Linked DNA regions of Homo sapiens: region 1 is linked to region 2. Evidence: chromatin loops called from intact Hi-C (ENCODE). Cell type or tissue: natural killer cell. All regions are shown on one strand. Links, peaks and the distances in the headings refer to the core of each region. The heading gives the core; the rest is flanking DNA.

Evidence for each region. A loop is a pair of places that touch in the nucleus more often than their neighbours do. Peaks named below come from ENCODE experiments on the same cell type or tissue, not always from the same donor. Only the 100,000 strongest peaks of a DNase experiment are listed, where the experiment ranks them.
Region 1: it touches region 2 in a loop (6-fold over the local background); 4 of 110 quality-filtered maps call a loop at or near these places.

The regions. Positions count from the first base shown.
Region 1 is chr6:106,135,336-106,147,564 of GRCh38, reverse strand. No RefSeq gene overlaps it. Among named protein-coding and RNA genes, the nearest start is that of PRDM1, 55 kb to the right of the region's middle. RefSeq lists a silencer at 3,697-3,991 and enhancers at 5,737-5,786, 11,704-12,229. In natural killer cell, for the core only: no CTCF peak of the experiment used is centred there; DNase peaks (open chromatin) are centred at 3,694, 5,554 and 6,014; H3K27ac peaks cover 3,088 bases.
Region 2 is chr6:106,220,336-106,228,335 of GRCh38, reverse strand. The region is part of intron 6 of ATG5 (autophagy related 5); the gene reads left to right. Among named protein-coding and RNA genes, the nearest start is that of ATG5, 100 kb to the left of the region's middle. In natural killer cell, for the core only: a CTCF peak has its summit at 4,780 (motif pointing right); a DNase peak (open chromatin) is centred at 4,835.

The sequences.
Region 1 (12,229 bases), core at 2,531-10,530, 83 kb after region 2:
CTCAGATCAGAAGGCAGGGAAGCCCAGATTTTAATTTCAGGTATAATACTGAGTCCCTGTGTGGCCTTTACAAGTCAGTTAACCTCCTGGCCTCAGTTTCCCTGTCTGCAAAACAAGACTCATAATCCAAACTTAGATGTCTCAGTGGGCCACTGTGTACATTAATTATTGTTTATAGCGCAAGTGGAAGTTGAGCTGTGTTAATTATTATTATCATTCCTGGGTCTTCCAGCCAAGTTTAAACCAAGCCCTCCTCTTGCTTTTAGTTCCTGAGATCTGACAGATACAGCCATGAGGAGGGCCATACATCAAGGTGACTCAGCAGAGGGTGCATGCCTCACCCGGAGAAGGCAACTGGCTCCAAAGCCTTGGCTCTGGGGATGTGGGGCAGCCCAGGTACCTATGGCTTTGTTAGAACCTCATGCTAACAGAGCAAGAGTTCTGAAGCTGCTGCCACACTCCTGTCCCTCACCTCTTTGTGTACCTGCCATTTAATTTACCCAAGAAGCCTGGAGATCAATAAGAGGAACTCACCCTGTCATTAGACAGGGCCCTAAATTGCAAGTTGCAGCTGGAGAAGCTTCAGAGGCATTGTGATCACTCATGAAGAAAGATGACTAATCGCTTTCTTCTGGTCACTTATTTGGCTTATGACTTTGGTTTCTCTACTCTCTAAGTACAATAGCTATCAGATTTCCATGTAACTAGGTAGTGACAATCAGTATGTCCAGTTTCATTTAATACACTTGTTTGTGGGCTCTGCTACCTCACCTAGGCCAAATTGCTTAGTTGTATTGTATCCTGCCATTTTAAAGCTTGGGAGACAGGCGAAGGAGGGAAAGCTCACCTCAGTTGACCAATCGCCATCTCCATCAGCATCAGCATCAGCATCAACATCACTAGTGAGTGTCCAGGAGACATCGTGTGTTTAACCCTTTGCAGTGAATTTAATCTCTATGTATCCAGTGCAAGTTAGACAAACAGTTCCAACAGGTTTGGATCTCAGCCGTGTGCAGAACCCTATAGTTTAGAAAAACAGCACCAAAAATACACCAGCATTCCAAAGAGCAGGGGAATTTATCTTCTACCATGGTTTGAAGCCAGCTGTTCAGGGCACAGTTGCAACCAATGTCCTATATTACTTTTCTAGGCAGGGACCAGAGCAGTCAGTTTTTACGGGAATGCTAAGCCCCCTGTAAGGCAGCATCCTTACCCACTCAGAATGGAAGCCAGCTCTCCAAAGGTTGACCAGGTCCCTGCCTGTGTGCCTGACATCCTTTCTCAAGGAACATGCACACCCATGTCTATTGGCACGGACTTGTAACTATCTCCTTCCGAATTTGGTCCTTGATGTTAATACTGACTCCCCTCCCCACACACCCCAGCCTTCACTTTCCCCCAGCTCTGCAATCCCCGGGCAGACAGGCAGGTCCCACCGGGCTCTTTTGTCTGCTCAGCACAGCAGGCAGACGTCGGGGTGGTGGTGCATGCTAGTTAACTAATTAATGATTGTAAAGCACTTTGAAAACATAAAGAACCAGATAAATGCCAAGTATTATTGTTATTAATGATGAGGAGGCTGTTTAGTCATCCTCAGCCCTGAACTCGGCTCACTGCTCCCACTGTGGCTGCAGGCTGATTTGAGAACCAGGATGAGAACTCCCCTCCTCCCTGCAGGCGCTGTTTCACACTGAGTCAGTGACCAAGGTGAAGGGCCAGGAAACCTTCTCTCCTCATCTCCCACCTGCTGTCAAAGCACTGCCTACTTTGTGGCTGTAAGGCTAACATTTACCGAAAGCCAGGGTTTGAAACTGCCTCTCTATTTCCCATTCACCTGTTTAGTAAGTTCACTGATGTTTACTTGAGTGCTCGCTGATGGTGATAAGACTGCCATCTCTGTCTGAGGACAGCATGCAACCTGAAATGAAGCCCCACTTTTCATTTAGTAAAATTCCATGAGGATGGATTCACTTCTGCAAGGATCTCTTTTACATGTTTTGGGGGCTTGATATTTTCTTATAGATGCCTCTATGTATATTTGTTCCTTTGATATAGCAACTCTGTCAGCTGGGGAAGGCAGATGTTATTTTCCCCATTTTGCAGATGGGAAACCTGAGGGTCAGGGACATGATGAGCCTTGTATAAGGCCCCAGGGGCTCTAGAATCTAGTGGCAAGGCCAGAGTTCACTCCAGCTCGCCCGAGCCCCGGGCTGAACAGTGCCCTCTGACATATGAGGTGACTGCAACAGACTCCAGACACCTGGCAGGATGTGCAAAGATACGTTAAACAGCTTCTTAATATGTTCTAGCAAAGCAGACACTTTCAGAAACCCCATGGTCTCTGCATGGACATCTGACCTGAAGCTCCTTTAGCCACTGGCTAGCATTGAGGAGTTCTCCATGTCTTGTTTCAGGCTTGTTATCCTGGAATCTGACACTCTCTCAAATGCTTGGGCCGATAAGACCCTAGAATCCGTCTGTGTAATATCCCCCCTCCACAGATGATGAAACTGTGGGCCAGAAAAGTCCAATTACTGGTCATTGATGCCAGAGCCAGTAAAGGGGTGAGGCTTGCTGCATGCTTCTCCCACCCTCCTGCAGGGCTTCTGGCTCAACAGCCAGCCACCATTCAGCCTCTGGATCTCTACTGCTAGATGGGAAGGTTCCAGGGGGTTTCACGTCTTTTGTGCTTTTCTGTATTTTCCAAATTTTCTTCATTGAATGTTTTCCAAATTTTCTTCTGAAATAAATTATAGAAGGAATCAGAAAACGGGTCCGGGTGCAGTGGCTCACGCCTGTAATCCTAGCACTTTGGGAGGCCGAGGCAGGGAGATCACCTGAGGTCAGGAGCTTGAGACCAGCCTGGCCACCATGGCAAAACCTCATCTCTACTAAAAATACGAAAATTTTCTGGGCGTGGTGGCAAACACCTGTAATCTCAGCTACTCGGGAGGCTGAGGCAGGAGAATCACTTGAACCCAGGAGGCAGAGGTTGCAGTGAGCTGAGATCACGCCACTGCACTCCAGCCTGGGCAACAGACCCTGTCTCAAAAAAAAAAAGAAGTAATCAGAAAATAAATCATTATTATATATATATATATATATATATATACACACACACACACACACAGAGAGCTATCTACCAATCTGCCTATCTGAGGCTCACATGTACATATAACATGTGAGCATTTATATAAGTATGGGGCACTGCATTTCTCTTCCCAAAACTCTCTCTTGGATCGATAGTCTTTCACTGGGGACTCACTTGAAGGTTTAGACATTGCTGGTTGTCTTCTCCCATTTTAGTCCCCAAAAAGGAATATTTCAACAGATCTACAATTTTGTTCTAGGTCTAAACCCCTAAGAGTGAAGCTGTGGGGCCTGGGGGTGGGAGGGATGGTTGGCCTGAGCCTACAGCCAGGGGGATGGGAGGGTGGGGGAACAGCCTCTCTTGGTGGGGGACCACTGCTGCTGTGAGGACAACCTTCATTGCCTCAGAACCCATTTCAAGGGCTTCTCAGTGACCATGAAATCTTGCCGTGTCCCTGCTAACACCACACACTGTGCATTCTTTTGACTAAGATCTGCGGCCTAGTGCTGTGGCCTAGGTGCTGTGAGATTTCTTTTTTTAAGTAGTAAGTTTATGGTGTGGTTACATTTGAAAATTGCAGCTTCAAAATACATCAAAGTTCAAACGCGCATCCACAATGCTACCGTGGCCTGGAGTGGAACCCTGCAGCAGAGCAGCCCCAGGCACGGCCCCGCGTTCCGCCCTCTCTTACCCCTCCCAGGCAGTTCAGAGCAGCCCCTGGGGCTCCCACTGCTGCGCTGGCACAGTGGGGCCACCGCCCGGCTCACAGGGGCAAGGTGAGGTAGCAGAGCCAGGAAATTTGATTCTTTTCACTTTCTTGTGAGGAGATACTTTATTCCTGAAGAATTCTAGGGTGTAGAGAAAGCAGAGGAAAGACAGCATCCGGGGTGAAATACCACCAGCCAGGCGGACCCAGCCAGATGTGCCAGACCCACTGGTCGAGGGGAAAGTGAACCGGGTGTGCTCCAGCACAGCCAAAACCCTCTTTGGGGTTTTCTGGCATGGGGATAGCATAATTCACATGGCGCAGCGATTTAAAAAAGAAAAGAAAATTAGCCTCCCCAGACTAGAATCCTCACCTGTCACCTACCTCCCACTCTGCCTTTCTCAGCATAGCTAATGTGAATTGTGTGCTTTCTGTGCCAGGCCCTATTACATACAGTCTCTCATTTCACTCTTATATCCACATAGGAGCTCAATTTTACAGAAGAGGAAACTAAGGCACAGAGAGGTTAAGTGGCTTGTCCAAGGACACACAGCTAGAGCACGATAGGCCTGGGATTTGAATGGTCTTCCTGGCTCCAAAGCTCATGCTTCCCACCTCTGGTATTTAGGGACCATAATCCCATTGGAATCTCTCTAATGGCATCAACCCTCTCAGTCAGTCAGAGGGCCAAATGGAAACAGAAAATATTTCAGGATCTCTTGTAAGCCTGAAAGAATTGCTTAAGAGATGTTAGGAAGGCAGGAGTGCTGGTGCTGCTTTTCTGCATTTTGAGTTCTGGTTGGGCATTTGTTGCCAGGGACAGTCCCCTTGGTGCAAGAAAGGAAGCACCCAGAGGAGATTTGCTGCTGGAAGGGCAGGATGTATGTGCGTGTCTGTGTGTGACCCTGCCACCCCCAGCTCAGGATGGAGAAAGCCAGGGATTCTTAGCAGGCAGAGAGACTGGTTTAGTTGCTTTAGCTGCCCGTAATTTGAACTCCTCAACACCATTTCCACTTCCATCCAAATCCACTTACACATGCTGCTTGAGTCCTTCTAACTTTATAAGCATAAAGGCATAGATGCTGGAACAAAAGGCTTTCTGCAACCCTTCCCACCCACAGGAAAGGTCTGGTGTGGGCAATTGTGCCTTTGTTTGGCTTCACCTTGCTGTGCCTCCAAGGACCCCACCAACTACGCATTGAACTTGCACTTCCTATTCACAGAGAGTGCAGCTCTCAGTAATCCACATTAAGGCTTTTGGACTCAGTTCTGCATATTGTTCCTATTTTACATCCTACCTCATCAACGTGAGGCCATTCCTCTCCCCTGAGGAGTGACTTTGGAAGAGTGTGACTGGCAGGGAAGCTGAGAGCTGAAGAGTCATGCCCAGGATGGAACTTAGCTATAGAAAGCCTTTCATCTGGCCGTCTCTCAAAGCCCTGAGGGCTATAATTAATCCTCACAACACCTCTGCCTGGTAGGTAAGTGTGATCGCCTCATTTTTATAGATTGGACAGGGAGGCATGGTACTATTAAGTGACTTTCTTCAAGGCAGCACCTCCCTCAAAGAGCTGGGACTTGATCATGGGGTGATTCTACTTCTGAAGTGGGGGGAAGAGCAGACAGTGATACCAGGCTGAGTGAGCAGGTCAGGCCCTTGTCACCTGACCACCCTTCCCTCCTCAGTACACCAGCACACCCTAAATGTGGCTACTAGTAGGGGGTTTCAAAAGCGTCTCAAAGACTTAAGAAGTCAAAGGGAGGGTGAGGAGTAGAAGAGAAAGAGAATGAAAAGCAATAAATAGCCCAGGCAGAGGTTAGAGGTTCTCTCTGACTTCCTGTAAAGTATAATCCGACCAGCCACATGTGAGAGAAACCAAATGTCATGCAAAGCAGTGAAATTGTCACCCTCAGGATGCGGGGCGGGGGGCCCCTGAGACGAAAGGTCAGAATAATCCCTTCTCTAGCAAAGCTGAAGTCCCAGCACTATTTTTAGAAGCTCCTAGAATTTGCAACCTATTTTTAGGAACTCCTAGAATTTGCCACCTGCTAAGATATAAGAAGAGCCAAAGAATTAGAGTTCATCACCCTGGAGTGTACAGTCAGCTCTCTCCACCTTAGCCGATGGGCTTCTGAGAAGGGTACGTAGAACAGATGTTAGTTAAGTGAATCACCTTGAACACACTCCCAATGGTTAAAGGACTTGGGTGGAGAGCCAAGGTGAAGAGCCAGTCATCGCCCTGCCTGTGCAGCTTAAGTTTAGTCTAGTGGTTAGGAGTAGAGCCTTTGAAGTCATGCAGACCCGAGCTCTGACCTCAGCCCCACCTCCCACCGTAGCCATGTTGCCTGGAAAAGTGGCTTGACCTCTTTGAGCCTTAGTTTCTTCATCCATTAATTAGGGCTTGCCATGCCCTCCCTCTCAGGGTGATTGTAAGAGTTCCTTATGATCATACTAGTTCCTGGTAAGCATTCAATGAACAGCAGCTATTATTACACTCTTAAGTTTTATGTGTTGTTTTTTTTTCTTTATTAAAAGGATATCTTTTTTATTTATTTATTTTTTTGAGACAGAGTCTCGCTCTGTTGCCCAGGCTGGAGTGTGGCACAATCTCGGCTCACTGCAACTCCGCCTCCCTGGTTCCAGCGACTCTCCTGCCTCAGCCTCCCAAGTAGCTGGGACTACAAGCACATGCCACTACACCTGGCTAATTTTTGTATTTTTTAGTAGAGACAGGGTTTCACCATATTGGCCAGGCTGGTCTTGAACTCCGGACCTTGTGATCGACCTCCCAAAGTGCTGGGATTACAGGCGTGAGCCACCGCACCCTGCCAAAAGTGTATCTTTCCTAGCTGACTGAAGTGATGATTGGAGAACTCAATTTCCCTAGGATTCTAAAACATACCATTCCTCTGAGCTGGTTTAGAGCGCCCTCTAAATCCAAATCTATGAAACACGATTGATTTTGCTTGGCCTAGAAGTGCCCTTGCTCATGTCCCTGGGGAAAAGCACAGATCAAGATGGCAGCCTACATTGTTTCTGGGCTGATCCAGACAGTCACTGAGCTGAGCCCACTCCCTTGGTTTCTCAAGAGGACCAGCACTATTTGTCTCATAATAGAAGTTCTGAAGTAATGGTTGAACATTTTTCAGTTACCCCCTTGAGAATTTGATAAATATTATAGCTCTCTCTCTCTCTCAAAAAATGCCTGTGTACACAAAGTTTGTGCCGTTGCTTCTCATTATTCGTGGTGGTTATTCTATAAACTCACTTGGGACACTGAATTAACAAATTCTGAACCATCACTCCAGGGAAACATATGGTTAAGTTCCTGAGAGCCCTGGTCACAACATTTTCATCAACTGATCAATATATAACCTTGTGCCATGTGTGTTTCTGTTTAAAGATCCCTAATTTTATACATATTGTTGATTTTGTTAACATAGAACTCACAGCCAACAGCACCATTCATGCCCGAAGGAAGCTTATCTAGCCCATGGATTTTCTCCACAAGGTATATCACAGCCTTCTTGCACTTAGGAACATGAGATGCACCTCCGCACTACACTCGGAGGTCATTGTAAATGGTGAAATCACTAACAAAATACATAAAGAGGAAAAAAACATGGCTTTGAATAGACTGCGGAAAGTCACTTGTTTACAGCATGAGTGCTGCGACAAGAAGGCAAAGTGTCACCTTGTTCAACCTCAGCTGGGAATGTGCATATTAGGTGACTCGAATGTGCTGCTCTGCATCTGTGCATGTCTGCAGATGACTGCAAATGCTTCATGAGTGTTGATTTGGGGGTTATAAAGTTTAGTGAGTAGATAAATTTGCAAATACAAAATCTGCAAATAATGAGAGTTGACTGTATATAGTTTGGGTATTCGAAGCCCATGAAAGCCAATTCTATGGGAGTTGGGACAAAGGGAAGCATTTTATTTTTTGCAACCCATGGGAACCTATTTAAAGTAGGAACGAGTAGATGTCTTTCTGTAAAGGTATAGGCATCCTTTACCAGGCATTTCTATTCTTTTTTTTTCCCCTGATATTTTATACCTCTGAATTTTTCTCAAGACCTGGTAATTAAAATCAGGCATCTGAAAAAAGAAACATATTATTATAAAAACTAAGAATATTTGGTGCTTTCTTACATTTATTATTATTGGACTTAGCAGTAAAAATGTTTTTCTTAAGCAAGCCTGATTATCACTCGTGAAAAATATGCATATATAGGCTGGGCACGGTGGCTCACACCTGTAATCCCAGCACTTAGGGAGGCCGAGGGGGGGGCGGATCAAGAGGTCAGGAGTTCAAGACCAGCCTGGCTAACATGGTGAAACCCTGTCTGTACTAAAATTACAAAAATTAGCTGAACATGGTGGCATGCACCTGTAATCCCAGCTACTCGGGAGGCTGAAGCAGGAGAATTGCTTGAACCTGGGAGGTGGAGGTTGCAGTGAGCCGAGATCATGCCACTGCACTCCAGCCTGGGCGACAGAGTGACACTCTGTCTCGGAAAAAGAAAAAAAAAAATGTGTGTGTGTGTGTATATATATATATTTTTAAATATATATTTCTATATATAAATATATTTATAAATATATAAAATATGTATACAAATGTATACATATATGTATGTATATATACACACATATATACACACAGATACAGAAAGATGGGAAAGAAACAGGAAAAAAATGAATAGTGTTAGGGTGGTAGAATATGAAATCTTTTTTTCTTTCATAATGTGCTCCTCAGTGTTTATGTTATGTGATCTCAGACATAAATTAACAACAAAAAACTTCAATGAAAACAATATGTCTGGAAGTAGAAAAAGACTAATGAAAATATATTCAAACACAGGAAAATTAATAATCTTTAATCATTTATTCCTTGGAAATCCATCCACATTGGCAAAAAAAAAGATTGAGCTCCGTCTCACCGATTGCTTCTGTTTTGCATGATTCTCTGAGGGCCATGTTATTCATTTCCAGAGTGGACTTCAACATTCTAAGCCCTTTAGGGGCTTTCATTCTGGCAGACACATGATGCTAAGACAGAAAATAGACAACCATAATACTGCAGTCAAGAAGCAAACGGCCCAGATAACTAGTACATCACCAGGGTGGCTTTGGGAACATGTGATTTTAGGAAAATTACCAAGGAGAAGGTCCAGAGAGAAATCGCCAGCAAGAGTGCATGTAAAGTAGTCTATAATGAGACAGGTTGGACACAGGCGTGGCCTATAGCCTTTGAGCACCTGTTGTGCAATTCACATGCCCAAGTGCTTTTGTAAAATTCCCGCTGAAGGCCTCAGCAATCAGCCAGTCCAGGTTTTAGTGAGCACATTCTATATGCCAGTCTGGACTACATGTGGCCGATACCTAGACTGGCTTCAAGTCACTCTCTGCTTGGGAAGTCCCGATTCAGTCATCAGAGAAGCACCCACTATGCAAGAGAACTGTAAGAAGCAAGACCCTGAGCTCCTACTGGTGCCAGCCCATGGTCTAGGCTCTAGGGACAGGCTGCTGAACAAGAGGAAGTTCCTATCTTCGGGGGCTCAGACATTGTCTGTGGCAGAGAAGGACGATGAACATGAAACTGAGTAAATAAACAGGATCCCTTCAGACAGAGATGAAGTGCTGTGAAGGAAATAAACAGCAACATGATGGAGAATGCTTGGCCTCTGCAGGGGTAGCATTTGAGCGCTGGATGCTGGAAAGTGAGCCAGCTGTGGCAATATCTGGAGGGAGAGTTCCACTGGCAGAGGGTCTGTGGTGTATGTGGCAGATCAGGAGGAAAGCAGTCCACAGGGAGAGAAAGACACCAATAAGAAAGGCATCCTCTAGGGAGGTAGAGGAGGTGAAGTAATGCTGGACTTTGTGCTATAGGCTGCAGTTGCTGCTACTTTACCTGTGCTCCTGTAAAGACATTGCTAATCTAACCTTGCCTTCTCTGCCACCAGGCCCAGTGGCACCTCTCAGGCAGGCACTACCAATCAACTGGAGTTGATGAGTGAGGTAAAGACTGTTTCTCATTGTACTATAAACGTTAGGAAGCCTTTCAGGATTTTGAGCAAGGGACTGTCACAATAAAGGCAGTGTTTTAAGAAAGATTAATCTGACCATGGTATGCAATATAACTCGGAGGGAACTGAAGTGGATGTTCCTGAGGCCACTTAAAAGAAAATAGTAATTGCAGACATTATTTAAGCACCTACTACATGCTGATCCTTTATTTATTTTCATCAACCTCAAACGGTAGATATTGTTATCCCTTTTGAGCAGATAAAGAAACTGAGGCACAAAGAAGGTGTCATTTGCCTAAGTGGAGAAACCAAGAGTTAAACCTGAGTCATCGGTTCCAAACCCGCTTGCTATTTCTCTATGCAGAGCTGATATTCTAAGTTTAAGGTGATAAGAATTTGGGGTGGGGTCTAAAAAGATTGGACAGACATGAAAAACATAAAGGAAAAATTAGTGGGAGTTGATGACTGGATATTAGAAGGAAGGCAAGAGTAAGGCCAAAGATAATAACAAGAAAATATGTCTTGGTTAGTGCGTAGAAAAAAGTCTTTAATCGTACACATCAAACTGTTAACAGTGATTGCTCCTGAGGAGTGAGATGGAGAGTTGCAGCGGGGAGGGGAAGACATTTTTACTTGTTACTCTATAAGCTTCTGCCTTTTTTCAATAATTATTTTTAAATAATTTAATAAATAATTTTTAAATTAAATTTATTTAAAAATAATTCGGAGGGTTTTTTTCCTCCTGAGTGACTGAGAGATGCCACTGATGGAATTGAACAGATACCAAGCTTTGGCTTGGGGGTAAAGACAATGCATTTGGTCTCAGACACTGAGTTGAATGAGGTGATGGTGGGAGAGCTGCGGGGCCATGACCCACAGGGTTTTCTTTTTTTTTTTTTTTTTGAGACAGAGTCTCACTCTGTCACCCAGGCTGGAGTGCAGTGGCACGATCTCGGCTCACTGCAACCTCCACCTCCTGGGTTCACGCCATTCTCCTGCCTCAGCCTCCCGAGTAGCTGGGACTACAGGTGCCCGCCACCACGCCTGGCTAATTTTTTTTTTTTTTTTGTATTTTTAGTAGAGATGGGGGTTTCACTGTGTTAGTCAGGATGGTCTCGATCTCCTGACCTCGTGATCCACCCACCTCAGCCTCCCAAAGTGCTGGGATTACAGGCGTGAGCCACCGCACCCGGCCTGACCCACAGGGTTTTCATTGCAAGTTAAGATTCAGGCACATTCGTGGTTCCCAGTGCTGACTCTTCATTTCGGGATGCAGCTAACCCAAGCCATCGTGCCTGTCACTAGAATCCCCACTCGGCAGACCCCTAAAGTTAAGAGCACCAAGGACCCATGGCAGAACTTCAGCACCAGCTCGGCCTGGTGCATGGGAGCAGGGCTGGCCTCGCTCTGGGCGTGTCGTTCCTGTGTGTTTGCTCACTCACTGTGCCCCATACTGGTCCTGGTAAGATGGCTGGGGAGGGGGAGGAGAGGAACACCTCTGACATCCCTGGCCCTTGGAGGGACCTTATGGGAGTGCTTGACCTCTCTGTGCCCTATATGGGTATCTACCTCATATCTCTTTATCTCAAAGCAATGGGATTGTGAGCAATGACAAATAAAAAGAGCTATTTAACAACTAGCAGTTTACGTAATCACAATCATAGCAAAAACAACGATAGTAATAATATGTCCAGGAAAAACAACAGTTCTCTGAAAATTTCAGAGTAGATTCCTGAGGCGGGAATAAGATGCCCCCGTAATCATCTTACTCAAGATGCTTTTTAATAGAAGGTAATAACCAGAAATGAAACCATCAACATAACGTATGCCAGGTCATAAAAAATAATTGTCGGGTCAACCAGGTTTCCCGAAGTAAGGCTTCCCAAGCCTGCTCTTTCCTTGCCAGCTTCAGACTTCATTTTTCACCCCCTGGAAGGGGCGACCTGTTTTCCGGGTTTGGGCTTTTGGAATCAGAGCAGAGAGAGCCCACTAAGCCCCTACATATTGTCTCAACTTCCGGGACTTTGGGAAGCTTTGAACTCCAGGAGTGGGCTGTTTCCTCTGTGGGAGGGAAATGAGTGGGGCAGACCCAGGAGGAACACATTTCTCTCCTGTTTGTTTACCATATGTGTGGCTTCCAAGCAATCTGGTCTGGGCAGGGTAAGTCACTAACATGTCCCTGGTGAGCCCTTGTACGAGACCCCCAGCCCTGCATGACTCGAGGGACTCCATCAGGTCCTGAAGAAGTCGGTCGCGTGGTCACTTTCCAGCCCCACTATCTAGAACTTTCTTTAGAAATTGGCCTGAAAACAAACGTCCCAGCTGTCCGAGCGTGCTACTTGTCCCACTGGCACTGGGAGAACCTGATGAGTCATGCCCTGCCAGGCCCGCACCGTGTGTCA
Region 2 (8,000 bases), core at 1-8,000:
GCACAACGGACACCCTGCTAGATCCAGAGGGATGGAAGTCAGTGGCAGGCCTGCGATGGCGGCAAACAGCAGTGGTGGATGGAGAGTGAAAGCTCAGCTCGAGCCGTAACAAACACGGACCAGAAGAGTGCAGTTGCAAGATTTAATAGAGTGAAAACAGAGCTCCCATACAAAGGGAGGGGACCCAAAGAGGGTAGCCCAATAAAGCTATTTTCTAATAACCAAATAGTTTATGGACTGGTGAAACTCCTGAAAGTTTTTTGTGGGATAATTGCACCCAAGCTGTAAAATAATCAGTTTAAGCCCCTCCTTGTTAGATTAGGTTCTTACGATATGCTTAGGTTCTGAGTTGTTTTATTTCCCTGTTTGTTTTACCTTAAGCTTTTTTACAATTCATTGCTGCCTGGTTTGAGTTGGTTCCTTATTCCTTCTCCTTCAAGTTGAATTACAACTAGTAATTGCTTGCCTAACTTTACCTGATAAGATTTTATATCCTGTTCTGTATTCTGTATTTCAGTCATCAGTTTGTGCTCATAGCTTGACAATAACCAGAACAGTGCAAGAACAGTTACAGTATTATGTGTAGTTATCAAACAAGGCTGTCTTAATTTTCTTACATTCCTAAATACTAAATTATTTTCTATGGTATTGATCTACAGTCTTAAGCACCTTCAGAGCTTCAAGGTACTGATCATTTCTTGAAGTGCAGTTTTTCTGCATGTAGTTTTTGGTTGACATTTTTTCTTTATAGAGACAGGGTCTCCACTGCAAGAGTGCAGTGGCACAGTCATAGCTCACTGCAGCCTCCAACTCCTGGGCTCAAGCGATCTTTCCACCTTAGCCGCCTGAGTAGCTGGGACTACAGGTCCACACCACCACATTCAGCCAATCTTTTTATTCTTTGTAGAGACAGAGCCTCTTTCTGCTGCCCAGGCTGGTCTTCAACTCCTTGCCTCAAGTGATCCTCCCACCTTGGCCACCCAAAATACTGAGATTACAGGTGTCCACCAGCATTCCAGGTCCCAGACATTCTACTTCTTTCAGTGCTTTGATTATGTCATCTGATTGCCTATTGACAACATCATTTCTGATGAGAAATTTGTTATTAATCTGAAGATGTTTTGTACATAAGTCCCTTGCCTGTTTTGAGAGTCTCTCTTTATATTTCAGTCATTTGATTATGATGTACCTAGGTGTGGATCGCTTTGATTTTATTCTTTTTAGTTTGTTTATCTTCTTGGATGTGTAGATTAATTTTTGGGGTCAAGTTCGGGAAGTTTAGGGCCATTATTTTTTCAGATACTCTGACCCTTTTTCTGCATCTTCTTCTGGGCCTCTCATTATATGTATATTGGTATGCCTGATGGTGTCTCTTGGGTCTCTGAGCCTCCTTTCCTTCCTTCCTTCCTTCTTCCCTCTCTTTCTCGCAATTGACCTATCTTTAGATTTGCTGATTCATTCTTCTGGCTGCCCAAATCAGCTGTTGAGCCCCTCAAGTTAATTCAGTTTTTGTGCTTTTCAACTCCAGAATTTTTGTTTGGTACTTTTTTGTAACTCCTATTTATCTCTATAATTTCTATTTCTGTTTGGGAATGATACATGCAACAACATGGATAAATCTCACACAACATTGTGTTGAGTAAAAAGAGCTGATATAAAGAGAATATACTCTATGATTCTGTTTTTAAGAAGTTCTAGACCAGACAGAACTAATCTGTAGTGACAAAAAGTGGTTCTTCTGAAGGATCAGAAATATTGTTCTGATACTTTCCTGTAGTTCTTTAGATAAACTTTTTTTTAGTTCTTTGCGCATATTTAAAATAACTCTCTTAAAGTCTTTGTCCAGTAAGTCCAGCATCTGGTCTTTTTCAGGGCCAGTTTCTGCTGCTTTTTCCCCCCAGTTTGTGGCTTATACTTGTTTCTTTGCATGTCTTTGTAATTTTGTTGTTGTTGAGACCTGAATATTTTATATAGTATAACAGAATAACTCTGGAAACCAGATGCTTCCCCCCTTTCCCAAGGTCTGTTTTTGTTGTTGCTGTTGCTTGTTTAGTTTCTTTCCTGAACTAATTCTTTCAGGTTTTTATTTTTTATCACACAGGCCCCTAAAGTTACTGCTTGGTGAGTTTAGTGATCATCTGATGATTAGAAGAGATTTTCTTGAATGCCTAGAACTAGAGTATCTTCCAATCTTTGCCAGGGGCCTATGTGTGAATGTTGGGGCATTGCCTTCAATGATACGGCAAGCAATTTATAACTGGATTTTACTTTCTTCTTGTACAGAGCCTCAGGGTTTCCCATAGGTGAGAGTTTAGGGCCTTCGTAGATGTTTTTTGAGCGTGTACACAGCTCTATACATGTGTATGGCTTTCTGGATTATCAGAAATATGTTAGAACTTTTCAGACCCCCTTTGGATTTCTTATTTCCCAGGTTTTTCTTTTAATTTTTTGGTTAGCTTGTTTGTCCCATCTGTTATTGCTATCTCATGGCAGATGTGATGTTTAACAATTGCCACTGATTTTCCACAAACTCTCCTGGTGATAAAATTGTTTGCACTGAGTGAGCTCTGAGTCAAGTCAAATAATGTCCTATGAGGGAGGTTTTTCTAGGGAACTGGCAGATCAAATAATGACAGTTTTCTGAGAGTGGGGCTTTTGAAAGATTTCAGAAAAAGTTCATTTTGAGAATTTTTGTGTTCTTGTTGCTTTTATGGAGGAGAGTATATTCAGGGTCCTCACTCTGCTATTACTGATGATATCACCACTTTAATGATTCAACCTCAAGTTTGGATAAATGGATTTTGTTGAAATTTGGGGAAGAGAATAAAAACTGAGGTGTTTTTTAAAGTTTTAAAAAATGTATTCTTTCTAATTATTTATAAAATATAAAAATTTCAACTCAGTATATTGCTTAAGAACATGAGTATTGCAATAGATGATCAGTGATTGCTTTCTGTAAAAGTTACATATCCTTGATTATTTTGGAAATTTTTATCTACATAGGTTTTCCGATAACCTTGAAAAATCTGAATGAATTGAATCTTTGACATGCATCAGTATAGCATGTGGTTAAGATTGAGAGCTTTTGATTTAGGCAGTTCTGAGTTTATATTCCAGGTAACTAGGTGATTTGGCTCGTTCACCTTACATCTCTGGGCCTCCATTTTATAATCTGTAAAATAGGGTTATTGTGAAAATTAGAGGTAATACCTTTAATAAACTATTGTGCCTGGCACATAATAAATTAAATTGCACACTATAGCTGGAATTATTAGATGTTATTGACTTAAATCATTATAATTTTGCTGTGAGTTATTTTAACAGCAATGATGATGGCTTGTCATGCCTCCTGTATTCTTTTGTTTTATGACCAGTGGAACATATCTGGTGAATAGCTCACTTTTTTAATTGATGTATTTCTGTGTTTTGTTTTGTTTTGTTTGTTTGTTTTTTGAGACAAGAGTTTCGCTCTTTTTGCCCAGCCTGGAGTGCAATGGTGCGATCTCAGCTCACTGCAACCTCCGCCTCCCGGGTTCAAGCGATTCTCCTACCTCAGCCTCCTGAGTAGCTGGGATTACAGGCATGCACCACCACACCTGGCTAATTTTGTATTAGTACAGACAGGGGAGACAGGGTTTCTCCATCTTTGTCAGGCTGGTCTTGAACTCCTGACCTCAGGTGATCCGCCCACCCAGGCCTCCCAAAGTGCTGGGATTACAGGCATGAGCCACCGCACCTGGCCGTATTTCTGGTCTTAACATAGTTCTTCTCTGTGAGGTTCTAACTGGTCCCACCAATCTACTTCCATTCACTACCAAATACATAATCTACTTCTTCTGTTTCAGTGTCCAGTTTCCTCTTTCTTTACTTTTCTTCAAGTTACCAGGTCAATACTTTGGAATAACTCTTTTGATCACTTTTGTTGAGTTGCAGTTCTAATGGACCAGAACTGTCTTCATTTATTCCCTTCTTGCCATTTGCACTGATTTAGCTCATGGGTCCTTTATCTTCTAGATGAACTATTTTAGTGGTTCTTAGATTTTTCTACCTGCTTTTTCTCCCTCCATTCTGTTGAGTTTTATACTGATATTAATTTGATGTTTCCTAAAATATAGCTAGACTGCAACCAAATAACACTGCATGCTATTCCCCTAAACATCTTTGATCTTTTATTATCTGACTCTGTTAACTCCTGGGAATAGCCTTGGCTCCCAGAGTGCTTCTAAAGTTACTTCAGATGTCACCTTCCTCAAGAAGTCTTCCTTGATTTCTTCACATATGCCCCAGCCCTTCATATCATATAGATGTTCTTTCTGCGAAGTCTGTTTTTGAAACATTTCCTTCTACCTTTTGTTTTGACAAATGTAACTGTGGAATATTAGAGCCATAGAGGCTGGAAGAATTAACTAATTTAACCTCCTCATTTTGGGAATAAGACAGCTTCCCCAAAACTGACTTGTACATTGTTTAGCTTATTGTTTGATGGCAGAGCCAACAGTAGAACTTGGATCTTAGATCTTCAGCCTTGTTCTTTTTCTATAGCAAACATAATATCATAGAGGATATCATGAGCTATTTTTAAATATTTCACCATGTATGTAGTTTCTCTGTAAGCAGTAAACTATTAATTCCTCAAGGACAAGGATTGTTTCATTTCTCTCTGTATCTCTATAGATGGTTCTCAGAGACTGTTTCCTCCTATAGTGAATGCGTGAATGATAATCATCTGCTTTAGCATTAATATTGTTAATGTAAAACTTGAATCATATTTCCTACTTACACACCTTTTAAAAGAAATAGGTAAATTGAGTCCTGTAGGGGGCAGCCCAACACAGCAAGTTTTGATTGCCCTAAGCTATCTACTACGCTGAGATTGAGACTTAGGCAATTTAGGCTTAAATTGCTTCCTATGTGGATTTTTGAAAACTGAAAACAACTATTAATTATAAGCTTATTTGGCAGATATGTTTTTCCCCTTCCTCCTCCAGCTTTATTGGAATAGTTTAAAATTACATTTCTATTTTCTAGGACTTCAGTTGCTTTTTCCAGCAGATATATTTTAAAACAATTGTCATGTTATAAGAGTAGGAACTATTTGATGCAGATGATTTGCCATTTTGTTTTTAAAACATAAGATGAGAGCAAAAGTTATGTATTAGAACTTTTTTAGGAAATGCTTTATTTGTTAACTTCAAAATAACAGATCATCTGATGGCAAATTATTTGAGTTATTTATAGCTGGGGAAATTAAAATATGCAAAGTGTTATCCCAAACTACTAAAGTTATTATTAAATGAAATCAACATTTTCTCATTATGAATTTATTTACTAAGCTAGGTCATTGTTTTATTCAATATTTTTAAGATTAAAAAATATTGCTGGTAATGAAAGTAAAGTTTAGATGAATAATAATAGCAGCTAACATTTATTGCGCTTTATTGAATACCAGGTACTGTTTTAAATTATTTTACATGTATTTATTTAATCCTTATTGTCCTCTGGGTTAAATGCTGTTACTGTCCCCTTTATATACCTGAGGTAATTGAGAAAAAGATTGGTCATTGAAACTTGCTCAGGGTTACCTACCTAGTAATTAGAAGAGCCAGGATTTGAATCCAGGGAGTCCAGTCTGGCTTTATAGCCTATGCTCTTAATCATTATTACCTTTCATATATTAAGTTCATTACTTTTATTTTTTATGCCTCTTCTGTCATAACTTTTTATGATTTGAGACTGTTCTCCAGTTTTCACACACATCAGGCTTCTTATTACTCTTCCTTTTCGGTTGCTTACTGCCCTCAGTCCATTTTCTTCTAATAAAGAAAGTGCATGCACAGAAAGTAAAAACATAATGTTCTCCCCTTAATATGAAGAGATTGAAACAGCTAAAATTCTGGAATTTTACAGAAAGTTATTTTCCTAATCATCAATTAGGAAATTTTTAGTGATCACATTAAAACATGAAGTCTCAAACTTAGGAATAAAATAACTTCAATTCCCATGCTCATGCATGTAGTATATGGGGTAATTTTAGAAGCCAAAATAGTTAATACCTCATTTTGAAAGATAGATTGTGAATGATGCAGTTTTAATTATTTCACTAAAAATGAGTTTTCTTTACCTCTCTCCACAAATAAATTCTTGGTTATAATAAGACACTTTAGGCCAGACGCAGTGGCTCACGCATGTAATCCTAGCACTTTGGGAGTTTGAGACCATCCTGGCCAAACTCATGGTTTAACGTGGTGAAACCCTGTCTCTACTGAAAATACAAAAATTAGCTGGGCAGGGTGACGCACACCTGTAATCCCAGCTACTCAGGAGGCTGAGGCACAAGGATTGCTTGAACCTGGAAGGCAGACATTGCAGTAAGCCATGATTGCACCACTGCACTCCAGCCTGGGCAACAGAGCAAGACTCTGTCTCAAAAAAAAATAATAATAAGACACTCATATTTTTATTATGCTAGCCTAATATATGTAAAAATTGACCTTACTGACTTACTATTTTCTTTCTCATCCTCACCTTTTTATGATTTCATCTCTCCTTAAGATGTCTTTGGGAATATAAGTAGATATAGTAAACATAAGTTGGACCTCAAGTGATCAGTTTTGATTTTTTTTTCTTTCTTTCTTTTTTTTTTTTTTTTTGAGACAGGGTCTCACTCTGTCACCCAGGGTGGAGTGCAGTGGCACGATCTCAGCTCACTGCAGCTTTGATCTCCCAGGCCCTGGTGATTCTCCTCCCTCAGCCTCTCTAGTAGCTGGGACTACAGGCGCACACCACCAGGCGCAGCTAATTTTTGTATTTTTTATAGAGATGGGGTTTCACCATGTTGCCCAGGTTGGTCTCGAATTCCTGGGCTCAAGTGATCCGCCCATCTTGGCCTCCCAAAGTGCTGGGACTACAGGTGTTAGCCACCGTACCCGGCCTCAGTTTTGACATTTGATAAAAGTTTAGGTTAAATGTGAGATGGCTTAAAATGTTATAACTGTTGAAAATAGAGCTGTTCTATAGCTAATTATTTGATAGTATTTATATCACAAATAAAATCTTAATGTACAGCTCTTAGAAGAAAATATTACAAAATGTAAGTCTACTGCCTGGTTTATATTATTTTTTAAAGGACCTCAGATTACAGTTGATGTTAGAATTTCTTGGAAGAATTGTCAACTCTGATAATATACGCCAGAGGTAGCCTATACCTTAGAATAGTTAGAACCTTGCTGCTGCTTTAATGATTGATTTCAGTCCTCCCATTTTTCATTGGTTGACATGGGCTTTAGTTTCCTAATTTACTGCTGGCATAATACATTCTTGGTAGTTGCAAACTTCAGCTTAGTTCCTGTCCAAAGAATGTTTATTTCTTCAACTTTACTATTGGATATTGGTTTCTTTATGTCATTAGTGCATTTTACTTTCAGTCCCTTTCCATCATAGAGAATGTCGGCATCCAGAATGATGCCCCTTAGGGTGATTATTGAGTCTGCTGACAATTTCATGGTGTAAGAAAATCTGCTTAATCACTTACCTATTTCCATAGTGAAAACTACCTTCTAATTTTTTTTTCTGTTCTTCTCATAAGTGATTTTCATGTAACATGCCAGAATACACAACACCTGTCTGTTAAGAACAGAATTACTAGGCTTTGATTCTTGGTAGTGGTTCCTTCTTTTGGGTAAATATGAGAGTTGCTTTTGGTCTAATTACTCATACTTTTAAAATAACTATTTGCTAATAATTTTAAGTAGGTAATATATAGGGTTATCATTAAGGAATATTAGAAGAAAAAATCAATTTAAAAATACAAAGACTAATGTCCTATCTTTATTTCTAACCTGAGCCTGGGTAATTTTGTTTGACATTTCATATCAGGATATCATACTCATTAATGAAGTATACGCCTCAGTTCTTGTGTGTGATGCCTGTTTTTTGGTTTTATTAAATTTTCAAGGTTTTTTGGGATTTTATATTATACTTTTGCTTTGCAGTGCATGCAG